Regions from separate parts of the Homo sapiens genome. Here region 1 is linked to region 2. A link is a loop called in an ENCODE intact Hi-C map of the cell type or tissue named here. Cell type or tissue: GM12878. All regions are shown on one strand. Each heading gives the region's core, and the rest is flanking DNA. Links, peaks and the distances in the headings are about the cores only.

Region 1 (5,000 bases), core at 1,436-3,935, 450 kb before region 2:
AGATTCTACACACTGTGCCTACCTAAATAAATAACCAGTAGGGTTGGCCACCTGCAGTGGCTCACGCCTGTAATCCCAGCACTTTGAGAGGCTAAGGCAGGCGGATCACTTGAGGTCACGAGTTCGAGACCAGCCTGGTCAACATGGCAAAACTCCGTCTCTACTAAAAACACAAAAATTAGCCAGGCGTGGTGGTTGCATGCCTATAATCCGAGCTACTCATGAGGCTGAGGCAGGAGAATTGCTTGAACCAGGGCGGCAAGGGGGAGGTTGCAGTGAGCTGAGATTGTGCCACTTTACTCCAGCCTGGGTGACAGAGCGAGAGTCCGTCTCAAATAAAATAAAATAAAAAACGAGCATGGTGGGGTGATCTATGCACATTATGATTTGTCTGAGAATCATTTGTTTGGCGCTTTGCTTGCTTGAAGATGACTCCATTAGTTTCCCACTTACGAGTGAAGGTTAGTGACTTAGTCTTCCTGAGCTTCAGTTTCCTCATCTATAAAATGATATTATAACATCTATTTTGTTGAATAGTTGTAAAAATTAGTGACAGCATAAACCTGGTATACCAAAAGGCTACAGACAAACTAGTATAAATTTGTTATTCACTATGTCCATTGCTTTGTGTATTTACCACATTTTATAAAAGCGACTAGAATCCTAGAATGCCCCACAAAAACCTTCTGGGCCTAAAATTGCAATCAAGTGGGTCATAATACATTAGCCTGACTTCTGAATACTAGAAGTTTGACAGAGCCCAGCTCATCCATCATGGACCCATCACTGGACACAAAACCTTCCCTGGTTGCCTCAGCCAGAAATAAACCTTCCAAACGTGGTGTTCTAATTTGCCTTGTACTTTTCCCATACAATTCTTCACACCCCGTCTTCGCTTAGAATTATTTGTAGACAGATCTTGGATCTGTATTCCCAGCACTTAGCACAGTGCCTCAAGCACCAGAACTAAAAAGGGGTTTGTGAATTTCACTGTCTTGTGGCAACTTTACAGCCTAACCCCACGTGGATGACTAAATGAATCAAAAAGTGAATGTATTTAGAGATTATCTGCTCTTTCTTTATTCTTCTGTGGTGAACCCTCTCTCCCACTTTTTTCTCCACTGGCTTCTAAACTGTGTCTCTTGAAGTTTGTCCGCCACCTCCCGCCCACATCATTTCCCCACAGTTGATCAGTTGACAGTAAAAAGACAGCAAGGAGGCTGATGTCTGGATGGCTGGATCATTTCTAAGCTGGGTATTTGCAGATCAGGGGTTTCCTGCACTTTGACAAGGATTTTTAAGCGAGTATGGTAAACAGAAAGTTGTAGATTGAGACTCTATAAAGGTGAATCAAAGTGTCTTTTGAAATCACTGGTTTCCCCATATCCCTATTGCCATATCCCTCATTATTCAGAGAAATTACAGAAAAGAGAGGTTAGCCTTCCAGGGTTACTAGTGATTTGCTGTGTTGACCTTTGACATGCTCTTTAATCTCTTAGGACTTTAGTATTTTCATCAATAATAATAACAACCTGTTCTAATTACATCACAGCCTTGCTAGGCAAATCATATGAGAGTAGTATATAAAAGATATACTACTATATTACTAGAACTAGATATTAAAAAAGGACTAGGTTAGCTTGTGTAAATAGCTTTTTAAATAATGAATGCTATGTGAATCAATATATTAATAATGAGAAAAATTAGATTTGCTTGAAAACAAAATGCTATTAAAAACAGGAAGAAGCCATGGGAAAAAAGTTTAATTTGTCATTATAACAGGTAAAGAATATTGCTATAGTCACCTTCATAATGCTCTGAGCTTCCTACCCTTACAGTGAACATTCAATACATTTGGAATAAAGAACACGTTTGAGATACACTATCAAATCAAAATGGTTTTCCTGGTTTGATCAGTGGTGGAAATCGAGGCTATTAATTTAATATCCACTCCTTCTCACCATGCACACTGGGTCATTATTTAACTGTGAGCAAATGGTCTAGGTGACTCTTAGCAAATCCTGAAAATATGTAATTTCCATTCCCACTACCAATTCCGATCAAGGCCATTCTGAAGTGCAGCAAATGAGTTTAAGTACAGGGTTGACACTGCACCGAGTACTGGCACTTTCTTGCTCCAGAGGAAGACAAATGTAAATGCTTGAAAAAACACAGTTGAGAGAATAATTGAAAATGCGTTCAATGTCTTCATCCTCTGAGAATATGTGTGTGCATGTGTGTATTTGTAGTTGCTCTTTCATAAAATGTGTATGTGTCTGTTTTGATTCTGAAGCTTCCCTCTGGTGTGGGTAGGTTTCACAGAGGGGTTCTGGCTTGTAAAGGTTAACCATGCAGAAATCAAGGCTTTGTGCATTTTTGCAAAGGTCACACTCATCAGCAGTTCCGGAAAGACTGCTGGGCAGGGCCATGGTAACCACCCCATGAGTGAACCATGGCTCTGGGTTTCATTTCCTTTAAGAACACCGCTACAGCCCCTGGTTGTGTCACCAAGAGATAAAGAGGCTGCTCAGTCACTTGAAATTCAATTTGTACATTACTCCAACCTAGCCCACCTCTTTCCTTCATGGTGTTTGGCAGCTGCTTGCTGGCACTCTGCATTTCAAATGCCTGAGCTGCAGGAAGCTGTTTAATAAGTGGGATAGGTTTTGATTAATGTAACAAGCTAAAAATAGACCATGATGTAATGCATATCTCAGCAGGAATCACAGAGCAAATTGGACGGTTTCAAAGGACCATGCTGCAGCAGAGAGTTTCTCTAAAGAAATATATTTATGTTTTTATAGCACCTTGAAGGGTCAAATTGTAGAATGAGTACATTTTGGACATGGAAGCTTGTCCTGTGGGTCTTTGAATAGCAATTATAGGTGACCACACAAGAAGCTCCAGAGAAAACTGGATATTTGACACTGACTCAGGTACACTAAGGGTCATCTATACTTCACCAAACACCCTGGTATTATTATTTTTAAAAACAGCAAAAGCGAATAGAAATGGTAGCAGTAAAATTCTGGCAGTATCTGTAAACTCAGTTATTTAAGTATTGCATTTAGTTTCGTCTAATGATCTAAAAGCCTCATGTAGTCCTATGTTTAAAGGCATTGATTTAAATTTCTCATTTCTTAGTGGATAAAATAATTAGAATTCATGTTGCTTGGTTTAAGAAAGACCAATGAAAAGAAAAGCAATAGACTTGTACGGCAAGATTCCCTTATATTTACTGAGAAATGGCACAATATGTAAATGAAATGTGGGATCACTTTTCTTAAGGGAGCAATAATTAAAGATTAAAAACAAAGTCTGGAATGTACTAAAAAGAAATGAAGGAAATAAATTCATTGTTTGTAATTGTTGTTTACTAAATCTATACATTGTAAGTTGCTAAAAATCACTTTGGATATTTAGTCAAAGTATGTGTGTCTGTGTATGTGTGTTGATGTGGTGTGGTGGGGGTAAGGGATGGGGGAAAATCTTCCCTTGCTATAAATGCAAATGAGTGTGTGGAAAAAATTATGTTTTTGTATTTTTCTCTACAAGTAATTTCACCTTCCCACTATGAGAATCTGTGTACTTTATAAATGGTCCCACACTCTGGTTACTGTAAAGATGTTGACTTGTTACCTTGCCAGTGAGGGAGAGCCAAAATTAACATTCTTAGGCTGTATGAGTAATATTTTTCCTAGAGAACTTGCCTATCTACTCAAAGTACTCATCTCATGGGATAGTCAATTAATACAACCAAGGTATAGATTCCATGAAAGTAAGTTAATGCCAAAAAGAGCAAAATTTGCCCAGCCAATGACCACAGTCCTAACCAAGCCATTCATTTTAAGAGTATCAACAATCAAATAAAATCCATCATCATTATTCCACGACAAACAACACAAATTGATTAAACTGTACTGTAGTGGGTTGAAAGGTGCCCTCCAAAAGTTATGTCCCTGGAGGGGATGGGGAAATGGGAAGCAGCTTTTCAGTGGGCATAAAGTTTCAGTTGTACAAAATGAATGAATTCTAGAGATCTGTTGCACATTATGCCCATAGTTAACAATATATTGTGCACTTAAAACTCTGTTAAGAGTGAAGTATTCTTACCACAATAAAAAATACATTTAAACGAATGTAAAGTTATGTGTCCTGGAACCTGTGAATGTGGCATTATTTGAAAAAAAGGGGTTTTGCAAATGTTAAATTAAGGACAAATGTTATTTGATTTAGGAATCACCATAATCCAGGATCCTAAATCAAATGATGTGTGCCCTTCAAAAAGAAGAGAAGAGAAGACACACACTCAAAGGAAATGTTGAGGTGAAGACTAGGGCGGAGGTTGGTATGATGTGCCGGTGGGCCAAGGGATGCCAGAGATGGCCCCAGCCACCAGAAACGAGGAGCATGGTGAGAGGCATGGGATGGATTCTCCTTCAAGGCCGCCAGAAGGAATGAACTCTATCAACTATTTAATTTTATTCTTCTAGCCTCCATAACTGTGAGGATAAATTTCTGTTGTTTTAAGTTGCCCAGTTGGTGCTAATTTGTTACAGTGGCCCTGGAAAACAAATACACACAACTGAGAGTATTATCTTTGTGTGCACAGAAGAGGAAAAAAACTACGTGAAAATGTGGATTGGTAATATGTTGCATGAGGGATATCTGCAAGTATCAACTTCTAAAAATATGTATTGTTTATTTTTGCACTATTTAATATATTTGAGACATCTTTTATTTATCTATTTTTGAGACAGTCTTGCTATGTCACCCAGGCTGGAGTGTGGTGGTGCAATCATGGTTTACTGCAACCTCTGCCTCCTGGGATCAAGCTATTCTCCTACCTCAGCCTCCAGAGTAGCTGGGAGTACAGACACGTGCCACCATGCCCCGCTAGTTTTTGTAATTTTGTAGATAAAAAGTTTCTCTACATTGTCCAGGATGGTCCCAAACTCCTGGGCTCAAGCGATCTGCCTGCTTTGGCCTTTCAAAATGCT
Region 2 (5,000 bases), core at 858-3,357:
TCACTTATCTTTTGCGTATTTCTAAAAATAAAATGGAAATCTTGTTAAAAGATGACAAAATACCTGTTTTATTGCAAAAGTCTTCCTTTTCACATAGAAAATGGATACAGACACGAGTTCTCAAATTGTTATCTTTCCTTAACGAAGAAAGGTGACAGGGTGAATTAGTTCTTCCTCCTTCAGAATAATGCTTTCCACATATCACCCTCTGCTGTGGTTGAGCTCCACCTACCTGGGAAGGCAGGTTATCCTCCATGACAGGGGAGACATCTGCAATATCTCTGCTCAACCAGGATTGTCCACCTTCATAAAGTCACAACGGCATTGAGATGCGGCTTTTCTTGCTGCATCTGTTTTGATGCAAAACCTACAAATGGAAAAAAGAATTTCCCAATCCCAAACACTCTGGGAAGCTCTTTGATCTTCTGTCTTGCAAGATGGGGTTCGAGTTTTAAGAAACAAATTTTTATGATTGCAAAGACCTTTGATGAGGCAAATAACATGCGGTAAACTAAGGAGTGATTTAAGATTTTGGTTTGCTAGGTTTCAGGAGCACCCCCCTTCCTTCTAATGATGTAGTGGAACATTCTCCACTTCAGTGACTTTTAAACATCGATGTTATTCCCCAGCAAACTTTCAAAATTGGTTTTATTTTTCTTACCTAACTGACGATTATAGGGTTCCTGTGAATTCTCTGCTCTTAGATAAGTTAGTGTTTCTGGATACAGAGAGTACTTGTTGGATGTCTGTTGGCTCAGTAGTTGTGTGTCACCCTGAGGCTCTGACTTAATTGGCAGCTCCACCCATGGGCAGTGGTGCCCCAGCAAGGGAAGGTGGGAAAGTTAGGCAGAGCAGAACGGCTGTTTCATTAAGTTCTCCTGACTACCTGGATTATTTGCTGTCTTAATCCCATCTTTTTTTTTAATTAATTTATCTTTTTATTACACTTTAAGTTCTAGGGTACATGAGCACAATGTGCAGGTTTGTTACATAGGTATACATGTGCCATATTGTTAACCCCATCTTTCAGGGCAGTAAAAAATAAAATAAAATAAAGATATTTCAAGGTGAAGTCTTACGTGATTGCTCCATAACTGTGGATCTCCTAAAAAGTATTTTTTTATGTGTGCCCCTCAACATTCTCAGTTGCCAGTGTGCCAAAATCGGATGAGTTGTAAAAGGTAAATATAAATTGAAAACAAAAGTGCCTACTGTAATATCTGGCACATAGTATTAAATAAATGTTAGTTGATACTGAACTATAGAGCCTTATACACAAATATCCTTCAAATGGAGAATTTTATATTGTAAAAGTCACATGATTCTCTTTTTATGCTGCCAGCAGTTCTCCATGATGGACATTCTAAATATTGAATATTATTATCTTTATTTTTGAAATGAAAGGGACGGGGAAAAAAATGTAAAAGATTAGCCTAAACGACGGTATGTGGTCACAGACAGAGGAAGCAGTCGAAGACTGATTTGTTTTATTCCATTTCATTTTTATTCAGAAAGGCAGAGGTGAGTTAGTTTTATAGGAAGTTGCAGTATCCAACTGTATTTTGTTTAATTTTTGAAACAATTTTGCTTATGTGGGTTATACTCGCTTTTAAGGTTTATTCCTGTTGAAACATGTAAATCTGGTTAATTAAAAAACTGCTGTGAAGTATTCCATTCTCAAATTCTCAAGTTTCTTGCCTTTTTTTTTAATAGTTAAAAAATTTCATTCCTTACTAAAGCAGGAATGTGTATGACAGTCATACAAGGCAATATTTCTCATGCTGGTCAAGATTTTTGGTTAAAATCTTAGCAAAGTCGTGGCAATCTTAGGAATTTAGATTTTCAGACACTGAGTAGTTGCATAAATTGGACAGTGGTTCTTTGATTTAGTTTTGTACGTGTATTCTAAGTAAGTTATTTATATAAATTACTAAACCTAACTCAGTATTTTTAATCATAATCTTCAGCATGCATCATTATATGTTGTAGAGGAAAAGAGCTTTTAATCTAGTGGAATTCCAAATCATCTGTGTTGCCGTTCCTGAGAGAAATAGATAATGTTTGGGTAATGGTTATCATGCAGTTGGTTTAGATGACTGTTGTGAACTGAGTGTTTGCATCTGCCCAAAATTCATAGGTTGAAACCGAAACCCCCAATGTGACTATATTTGGAGATAGGACCCATGAGATGATAAAGGCTAAATGAAGTTAAAGAGTGGGTTCCTAATCTCACAAGGCTGGTGCCCTTATAAAAAGAGGAAGAGAGATCAGAGCTGTCTCTCTCCATGTGAGGACACAGCAAGAAGGCTCTTGTCTGAAAGCCAAGCAGAGAGCCCTCAGCAGGAAACAAACCATGCTGGCAACCCCAAACCTGGACTTCCCAGGCTCCTTCACTGTGAGAAATCAACCTCTGTGGTCTAAGCCACCCAGTCTGGTATTTTGTTATGGCAGCTCGTGATGACTAATATAATAATCGATGTATTATAACACTTGTGGGGACCTCACAATTTTAAGGAGTGACAAAAACATGAGTCGTCCTGGGTTTTGTTTATACTCTGTGTCTCAGAATCAGTGAAGCAAAGAAGTTGATGCTGGAGTAATCTCTGCTACATCCTCAAAATGGCCCAATGAGGCCAGTGTTGAGAAATAAATTTATCGCTGCACATTATTATCATTACTACCTTAAGGATGAGGAAACTTACTTGCCAAGAGTCACACAGTTAAAGTACAAATTCAGAGGTCTTTCTATACCACACTGCCTTTTAGTTTCAAAATTCTGTCCTGAATCATTTTATTGGTATGACTTGCATCACCCTAAAGAGAGCTCTGATCTCAGGGAAGCTTTGTGCAAAAAAAGGGAACCATAGGAGCTGGATGACATTTAATTGACCCAGAAACTTCTAAAAATTCCAAAGGTGATGTTATGTGGAGTTACATGCCACTTACAGAAACCAGCTTCCAGCAAGTGGCTTACCAAGACTAAGGAGGTAGCAAAAGGTAACTGCTGAAGGTGAGAGAGTGGCTTGGTGCAGTGATTTCAGAATAGAATCTATCAGTCAAGGTCCTGGCAGGAAGAGTACTTTCAGGCTGGGTGTTTGATGAAAATTTCTAGGAGAACATGAACAGGGTTTTCAAAAAGTGACTAAGGCTGGTGTAGCACCCCTAAGGGGCATTAAGAATGCAGGGCCATTATTATCCCAGGCCTGAAGAGGACAGTGCGGGTGAGCAATTATAGGAGCCCAGAGAGAGAATTGTGTGGAAAGAGCTCCTGACAGGAGCTTTGACCTTCTGTGGAGAGTCACAGCCTGTCCACAGCGACCCTCATTCTCTTCCTACCCTCTGCACTCTGCAAACCAGGGGAAGTGGGGCAGTGGCTCAACACAAGCAGAAGCCAAAGGACAAGGGAGTGCTGATAGCTATATAAACCTCCTCCTGTGCGTGCACATGCATGTACACACACACACACGCACGCGCGAGAGTATAGAGAGAGGATCTGCCTGGACAGGCAGTTCAAATGTATCAGACTCCTTCATTGTGGCCCCTCAGTACTCTATGATCTGGCCTATCCCTGCCTTCCTGCTCACCACACACCACTCACTCTGCTCAGCCACACTGACCCTGGGCCATGGGTCATTTGTGCGATTCTCTGTGAGACATTGTTCTTCCTCAGCTCAAGCACGTCTTTTTCAGAGACCCCTTTCCCCCACCAGAGTTTCTGCTCTCCCTTAAGTTCTCCATTTTTACCCACATGTGACCCCACTCACCCTTTTCTTTGATTCCCTTGTTTTGTTTCCTTCGTGCAGCCCCTAGTTTCTTAGCTTGGGAAGATACTTATCATTCATCATCCCCTGTATTTTTGAAAACTCCAGGAGATCTGGGCCTTGTCTGCTTTGTTCCCTGCTCTATCTTTAGCCCCTGGAACAGTGCCTGGCATTTTGTAGGCTCTTGAGATAGGCTTGTTGAATTGCCGAATGAGTGAATGAATGAACAAATGGAGTGTTTGGGGTGTACAGTGTAAAGCACAACTTAATAACTAAGACTCTGGAATGTAGCAAATAAATAAAGTGGCCGAGGGCATCAGGCAGAGATATGTGGAGTTCTATAGCAAAGAGCATCAAATTATGTCTTTATGCTGTCGCTGTTGAATTTACTGGCCCCAGGATTACACTGAACAAAGTCCTTATTGAACCCAGCATTTCAACAGTGCTGTCCTTGCTGCCTGTTAGAAAGCATAAACTGGAAGTCTTGATAAGTGGCAGCAAATGCTCTTGTTTTCCGTGAGCATCTCGGAAACATCAGGGACAAAGTCAATTTGATGCTTTTCTTGAGAAAGCCCATCAGTTTAGGTGATGCGTTTACATTTTTTTCATACTATATGATTTAATTCTCCATACTGTTCCTATATATCAGAGTTTTTGATCTTGATTCCTTTGACTAGGATTTTAAATATGTTTATTGAATTAAATTTCTTATTCAATTTATGGGTCAAGGGGGTCCAGTATGCCCCATTAGCTGATAGATGGACTGACCATGATGCTATTTTTTTCTGCCAAGCTAAGCTTCTCCTAAGCTGCATTTCTGTTTGGTCAAGGAAATCCTCCCCCTCCTTCCATCTCCACTTCCCTCAGTAGCGCCTTTACTTAACACTTGTAGATTTTTTTGGTGATTTACAAAAATCACATTTTCCCTTTTAGAAATAATTGATCTTTGAATCTGGGGATTCTTGCCCCACTTAAGATACTTAAAGAAACTCTAGTGAGTGTGTGAATTAATTAAGAGGTATTGAGTGGCTCCACCATGCTGGGTGCTATCTGGGCCCTGAAAACACCAGGAAGAACAAGACAGACTTGGTTCACTTCTTATGGAGCTTCTTGTGAGTTGGGGGAAGATTTTTTAAAAACCAAGAAAATATAAAATAAAGAAAGGAATTATAAGCTGTGTAAGGTAGAGCATCCCCAGGGGCCCCACTTTAGGCAGAGCCATCAAGGGGGCCCTTTCTG

Evidence for each region. Hi-C counts contacts between places; a loop is a spot of excess contacts. Peaks named below come from ENCODE experiments on the same cell type or tissue, not always from the same donor. Only the 100,000 strongest peaks of a DNase experiment are listed, where the experiment ranks them.
Region 1: it touches region 2 in a loop (2.5-fold over the local background); 1 of 110 quality-filtered maps calls a loop at or near these places.

The regions. Positions count from the first base shown.
Region 1 is chr5:124,899,921-124,904,920 of GRCh38, reverse strand. No RefSeq gene overlaps it. Among named protein-coding and RNA genes, the nearest start is that of ZNF608, 160 kb to the right of the region's middle. In GM12878, for the core only: no CTCF peak of the experiment used is centred there; a DNase peak (open chromatin) is centred at 2,390; H3K4me3 peaks cover 406 bases; H3K27ac peaks cover 1,312 bases.
Region 2 is chr5:124,451,120-124,456,119 of GRCh38, reverse strand. No RefSeq gene overlaps it. Among named protein-coding and RNA genes, the nearest start is that of LINC01170, 15 kb to the right of the region's middle. In GM12878, for the core only: no CTCF peak of the experiment used is centred there; DNase peaks (open chromatin) are centred at 2,319 and 2,735; H3K27ac peaks cover 294 bases.